2 separate regions of the Mus musculus genome follow, and region 2 is linked to region 1. Evidence: chromatin loops called from intact Hi-C (ENCODE). Cell type or tissue: left cerebral cortex. All regions are shown on one strand. Links, peaks and the distances in the headings refer to the core of each region. The heading gives the core; the rest is flanking DNA.

Region 1 (2,904 bases), core at 263-2,762:
AGAAATCCTGGGCTTCAGCCATCCTCCTGCCTCAGGTTTCTGAGCAGCAGCGAGCTACTGCTGAGCTACTGCACTGTTCCTGCCTGTCACTGAAGTAGCTCACAGCCCAGTGTGGTCCAGCCTGGTTGGGGAGCACAAGAGCCTATGAGAGACTCTATCTCAGATCCTCAGACCAAGAGGAGGAGGGGGAGGCACAGCCCCTGGGGGGGTTTTGTTTGTTTGTTTGTAGGTTTGTCTTTTGTTTTGCTTTTTAAAATCCCCCTGCTGGAGATAGTATGGGGGCTTGGAAAGGTGGTGCCCTGGGGGAAAGTCATAAGCCTTCCTTGCTGGGGGGTGGGGGTGGGGCTGCGGGAAGAGAGGGCAGCTGAGGTTCACTGTGCCTGTTCCCTCCTAGGCAACTGGAATTACTTTGGCTGGGGAGAACAGAGTAAGTAAAGAGAAGTGGGCATCTTGAAGACCCCAAGGCCCCTCATTACGTGGCCCCATATGTGACCTCACCCTCACATCCCCATCTCTGTTCCCCTGTCACCACTCTAGAAGTGACCCCATGTCACACTGATGCAGGAGAATGGGGCCTGGTCGTCAACAGCAGCCAGGGCCATGTCCTTGAGGGAAAACCAGTTTCCTAAGACATCCTTACCCTTGTCGACCATTAGCCCAACATCCATGAGGCCCTTGGTTCCAGTGTCGCCTGTACAAAGCAGATACTTCTGGTTAAAGCCTCAGTCTGGTTGTGTCACAGGGAAGCTAGTGGGGCCCAAAGTAGATGATTCTCTCCAAGCCAAAGTGGTAGGCAGTTTGGTCAAAAACCCTATGTTGGAGCAGGTGGGATGGCTCAGTGGGAACTCAGGGATCTGAGCTCAGTCTCTGTCACCCACAGCAGAAGGCGAGAGCTGATTCCTGCAATATTTTCTCTGGCTTCTATACACGTGCTGTGTCACACGTGCCCCTACAATGAATACATGTAATATTTTTTTTTTCGAGGCAGGGTTTCTCTGTGTTGCCCTGACTGTCCTGGAACTTACTGTGTATGTAGATAGGCTGGCCTCAGACTCAGAGATCCACCTGCCTCTGACTCCCAAGTGCTGGGATTAAAGGCATGCGCCACCACGTCCAGAATAATATAATACTTTTATAAACAGTTGGTAGAAAGCACAGACTCCAGTTTGGGTGTCTTTCCTGTATGTAGCTTTAGCTAAAAACAAAAGCTAGATAACCAGGTCTAGTTTCTGCAGTGAGCGCGGCTAACGGTCCTGATTGACATTTGTTCAGCGACCGCTAGAGGGCGCGCTCTGCTAGGAAGTGAGCATGAGCGGCTCCGTGAAACCAGAGTCCCCTTCACAGCACTGGTCGTATCCCAGTCGATGGATCACCGTCCTCCCAGGTGGCACAACTGAATTTCCATCCTCCCAGGCCGCACAGCTGGGTCCCTGTCCTTCCAGGCCGGAGAGCTGACACACCGGAAGCTTCCTTCTGTCCTGCTAGAGCCTATGTCAGTGCTATAGCAGAGTTTGACGACGCCCCAGAGGGAGGCTGGCTTAGACCCACTGTGTGCTCTCCAGTCTTCACCCTTCCTCTCCCTCCTCTTCCTTGCAGATGACGACCCCGACAGTGCGGTGGATGACCGGGACAGTGACTATAGGAGTGAGACCAGCAACAGCATCCCACCGCCCTACTATACGACTTCGCAGCCCAACGCCTCTGTGCACCAGTACTCCGTGCGACCGCCCCCTCTGGGGTCCCGGGAGTCCTACAGTGACTCCATGCACAGCTATGAGGAGTTCTCTGAGCCGCGGGCGCTCAGGTGGCTGTGGAGCGGGGGAGTGGCCGGGAATGCACGGGCTCATCTCACAGAACATTTCTATTTACATTTTAAAATTACATTTATTTTGTTTGGGGGTACGTGTGTTATATATAACAAGTTGTTGGCTTCCCTCTCTCCCCACTGCTTTGTGGCTTTGAACTCAGGTCACCAGGCTTGGTGGCAAGCCCTTATACCCCACTGAGACCTATGTTAGTCCTTGGCACTTTTCTTGTAGCTTCCAGAGCCTTTCCTAGTTGTGTAGGGAGTTGTGGGATAGCCTGGACTACATGAGACCCTGTCTCAAAAAAACAAAAGCAAGGCTTAGGTGCCACCTCTCTTCCTGTGTACGAGTCCCCTTTTAAATGTTCTGGCTCCATGTGCTTCCTGCCCTAACCTACCAGCTGTAACAATGACAGGTACCACTCCTGGTTTATGCTATGCCAGGGATGAAAGCCAAGGCTTCACACATGCTACTCAGGCACTATGCCAACTGAACTGCAAGTACTCTCATGCTTGACTGGTGGTGTCTGGTGGCAATCTCTGGGAGGGACAGATGGTGGGACAGGGTGTGGGCCCCCTAAGCTTGTCTGTGGAGAGGCCTAAGGAACAGCAATGGACTCAAGGCAGAGTCTGTGTACTGAGACCACTACCCTGATCCCCATGTTGCCTGTTGTGGCTAGTGCTAGCTCATGCATCTGCAAAGGGCATGAGTGGACCAGGACCTGCTGTGGGGTCAGTTGAGGACAGGGACGAGCATGGTGCTGGGATCTCCCCATCAAAGGTGAAGGTTTCCATCAAGGGTTCGAGGAGCCAGGGGACTCATTGGAATGGATTCAGACCCAGCCTATGGAAGCCAGTAGGGAAGACTCTTGGTACAGCCAATCCTACCCTTTAGTAAGCAGGGGTGGTGGACTCCAGCCTCTCGGCCAGCTCAGCCCTGCGGTGCACTTCAAAACCTCACTACTAGGAGTGTGTGTGTGCACATCACCCCTGGTTGACATCCAAACTGCCAAACAAGGTGGTTTGGCTATGGGCAGGGACAGGTTCCGTTTGGAATAATCTAGGTTGAACATTAGGAGCTTATAATAGATGACTGGGCG
Region 2 (2,904 bases), core at 199-2,698, 50 kb after region 1:
AGTAGTGCTGGGTGATTCTAGCACTCAGGAGACTGAGACAGGAGGCTGGCAACTGCCTCAGTCTGAACTACACAATAAGACAGGCTGGCAACTGGCCTCAGTCTGAACTATACAGTAAGACAGGCTTATCAGGAAGTTAAACAGGAGAGTGGATGCTGGCAAGACCCTAGACACAGCAGTAGGTAGCCACCAGACACAAAGGAATTCAGCCACAAAGGTGTGGCAGCTGTGTCCAAAGTTGCACAATGGAGTGAAGGACAACGGGACAAAGGTCTGCTGAGAGGATAGGGACCTGGTGGGGAAGCTGACGATAGAACTGGAGCATTCTAGATCCTACCTTCCCAAGCTTCAGTACTCCAGTCGGGGATTTGAGGCTCACCTGGGTTCCTCTGCCGGTCGCCACTCCACAGAGTGGTATAAACCCTTCACTGCCACCAGCCACTCTCGAAGTATGGCTGAAGTGTTGTCAGTGTTGTGATCTGTGGCCACCCTGTGAGCACAGACAGGACAAGATGATGGCACTGGGGGTTTCCCAACCTGGCTCAGACCCATCAGCTATAACACCCTGGATAAAACTCGCTACACTCCAAGCCTGTTGCCCATCCATCGGTGACAGGGGAGTAAAGATGACACCCAGCTCACTAGTACACAACTGAACAGAACCTGCTGGTTTGGAAAGCACATTGGTGTGAGACCCTGTCACAAAGATAAGTTCATTAACTTTGTTAGCGTGGAATGCTGGCCCGAGCCTCAGGAATCTTATCTGGAAGTCCCGGAGTTCGCTATAAGGGTCTGGAAGCACCAGCCTGGCCCATTCTAAGGAGTCAGAGGTTCTAGGATGGTAGCTCGCTGTGAGGGCTGGCAGCAAATCAGAACAGATTCCTAAGTACCTGAGGGGAGGAGGCAGCAGCTTGGGGTCCCAAGCCGCAGTGGGGACGAGCCCGGGCACTATGGATATAGAGCCGAGCCCCCTCAAGTGCGTAATCCCTGGGGTACATAACTCAGGTCCTCAGAAAGAGGACCGAGTCTCCGCAGCGCACAGCCGAGCCCAAGTGCATAGCAACCTCCCTCCGGTAGAGACTTGAGTCCCGCCTAGTCCCGGTGCACCGCGCAAGGGCCCGCAGCTCACCACAGCGCCGTGCGCTCCCGTGGGTGGCGCAGCTGCTCCAGGGCGCCCAGCGTGGCGGGCAGCGCGGGTGCCGCGTTCCGCGCCAGCAGCGCGATGAGCACGCGCGGCGCCTGTAGCGGGGACTCGGGGCTCCAGCGCTCCTCTGGAAAGTAGCCGTCCGCGCCGCGCGGGCCGCCCAGCGGCGGCAGCAGTAGGAGCAGTGGCAGCAGCGGCAGCCCGCGTGACCCGCGTGGCAACGCCGCCATCGCGCCACGCGTCGCCTTTAAGCAGCTTTTCTGCCGGGGGACGAGGGCCGCGCCTTAAAGGAGTCGGCGGCGGGAAGGACACATCCAGGTCCCACCCCTGACACGCTCCTTAAAGGGAAGTGGCCCGCGGGTCATACTGTGAGTCCTGGAGAGAGGCATGACAAGGCTACGCCTTTAAAAGCTTCCACTGCTTTCCGCCGACCGCAATAACCCGGTCACAAGACGTCACTTGCGGGGAGGTTCCGGAAGCCCCGCCCCTAGCTCGAGCTTTAAAGACACAGACAGTTCTTTGACCACGCCCTGAGAGTGTTCTGTTTTGGAGCCCTCTAATCTCACGCGGTGGCTCTTTACAGAAGCTTCTTCTATTTAGAACCATGTCATCTCAGTTTCCAAGGTTGCGACATGGTTATTTTTGTTTGTTCGTTGCTCCATTTAAGAAGCCATCGAGCCGGGCAGTGGTGGCCCACGCCTTTAATCCCAACACTTGGGAGGCAGAGGCAGGCGGATTTCTGAGGTCATGGCCAGCCTGGTCCACAGAGTGAGTTCCAGGACAGCCAGGGCTACACAGAGAAAGCCTGTCTCGAAAAATCATTAAAAAAAAAAAAAGCCAGCGAAATGGCTCAGTGGGTAAAATCGCTTGCTACCATGTCTGAGGATCCAGAATCCTCAGTCCCCAAATTGTATTGCCCTCTGGCCTTCTTAAAAATGGCTTGTGTGGGGCTGGTGAGATGGCTCAGCGGGTAAGAGCACCCGACTGCTCTTCCGAAGGTCCAGAGTTCAAATCCCAGCAACCACATGGTGGCTCACAACCATCCGTAACAAGATCTGACTCCCTCTTCTGGTGTGTCTGAAGACAGCTACAGTGTACTATTGTTATAATAACAAATAAATCTTAAAAAAAAAAATGGCTTGTGTGCGCCCCTTCCTGCTCTTACTGTTGTTTTCATTTTCTGTGTTTCAGTGTTTTGCCTACATGTACGGCTGTATAACGTGTGTGTGTGTGTGTGTGTGTGTGTGTCCCTGTTCTCCAAGGAGGTTAAAAGAGGGCATCAACTCCTCTAGAACTGGAGTTGCGGATAGTTGTCAACCACTGTGTGGTGTTGGAAATAGAACACCACTCAGGTCTGAGCACCTTTACCTACAGAACCATCCCACTAGCCCATTTCTCCTGGTTTGTTTTTAAAACAGGTTCTTACTCGGCAAGCTCACTCTATAAATTCACAGCTATACTTCTGCTTCATTCTCCTGTGTTCTGGGACAGGCATATACCACCAGGCCAGCAGACTGGTAAAATCCACATAGATTTTCCTACTCTGGTCCCTAGCCTCTAGAGGACCCTAGGGTCCACAAGACATCTCCTGATAGGTTATTTCTCCACCACTGGTGAAATGAGCCAATTTATGCCAGATTCGATTATATTAAAGATGGGTAGTTTTACTGGGGAGCTGCACTCGCTGACTGGCCCCAAGGATTGAGTGACATCACGGTGGGGGAAGGGAGAATGAGAAAGGGTGTGTACAACCACCACCC

The links. Hi-C counts contacts between places; a loop is a spot of excess contacts. Peaks named below come from ENCODE experiments on the same cell type or tissue, not always from the same donor. Only the 100,000 strongest peaks of a DNase experiment are listed, where the experiment ranks them.
Region 2: it touches region 1 in a loop (2.2-fold over the local background); 7 of 42 quality-filtered maps call a loop at or near these places.

The regions. Positions count from the first base shown.
Region 1 is chr8:71,659,342-71,662,245 of GRCm38, reverse strand. Unc13a (unc-13 homolog A) reads left to right here. Exons shown (of 44, transcript NM_001029873.2): 8 at 395-427; 9 at 1,597-1,804. Among named protein-coding and RNA genes, the nearest start is that of Unc13a, 11 kb to the left of the region's middle. In left cerebral cortex, for the core only: a CTCF peak has its summit at 1,272 (motif pointing right); a DNase peak (open chromatin) is centred at 1,278.
Region 2 is chr8:71,609,670-71,612,573 of GRCm38, reverse strand. It overlaps Colgalt1 (collagen beta(1-O)galactosyltransferase 1), which reads right to left and starts at 1,550. Exons shown (of 12, transcript NM_146211.3): 1 at 1,130-1,550; 2 at 380-490. The coding sequence starts at 1,374. In left cerebral cortex, for the core only: CTCF peaks have their summits at 1,105, 1,306 and 2,254 (motif pointing left); a DNase peak (open chromatin) is centred at 1,512; H3K4me3 peaks cover 1,867 bases; H3K27ac peaks cover 1,256 bases.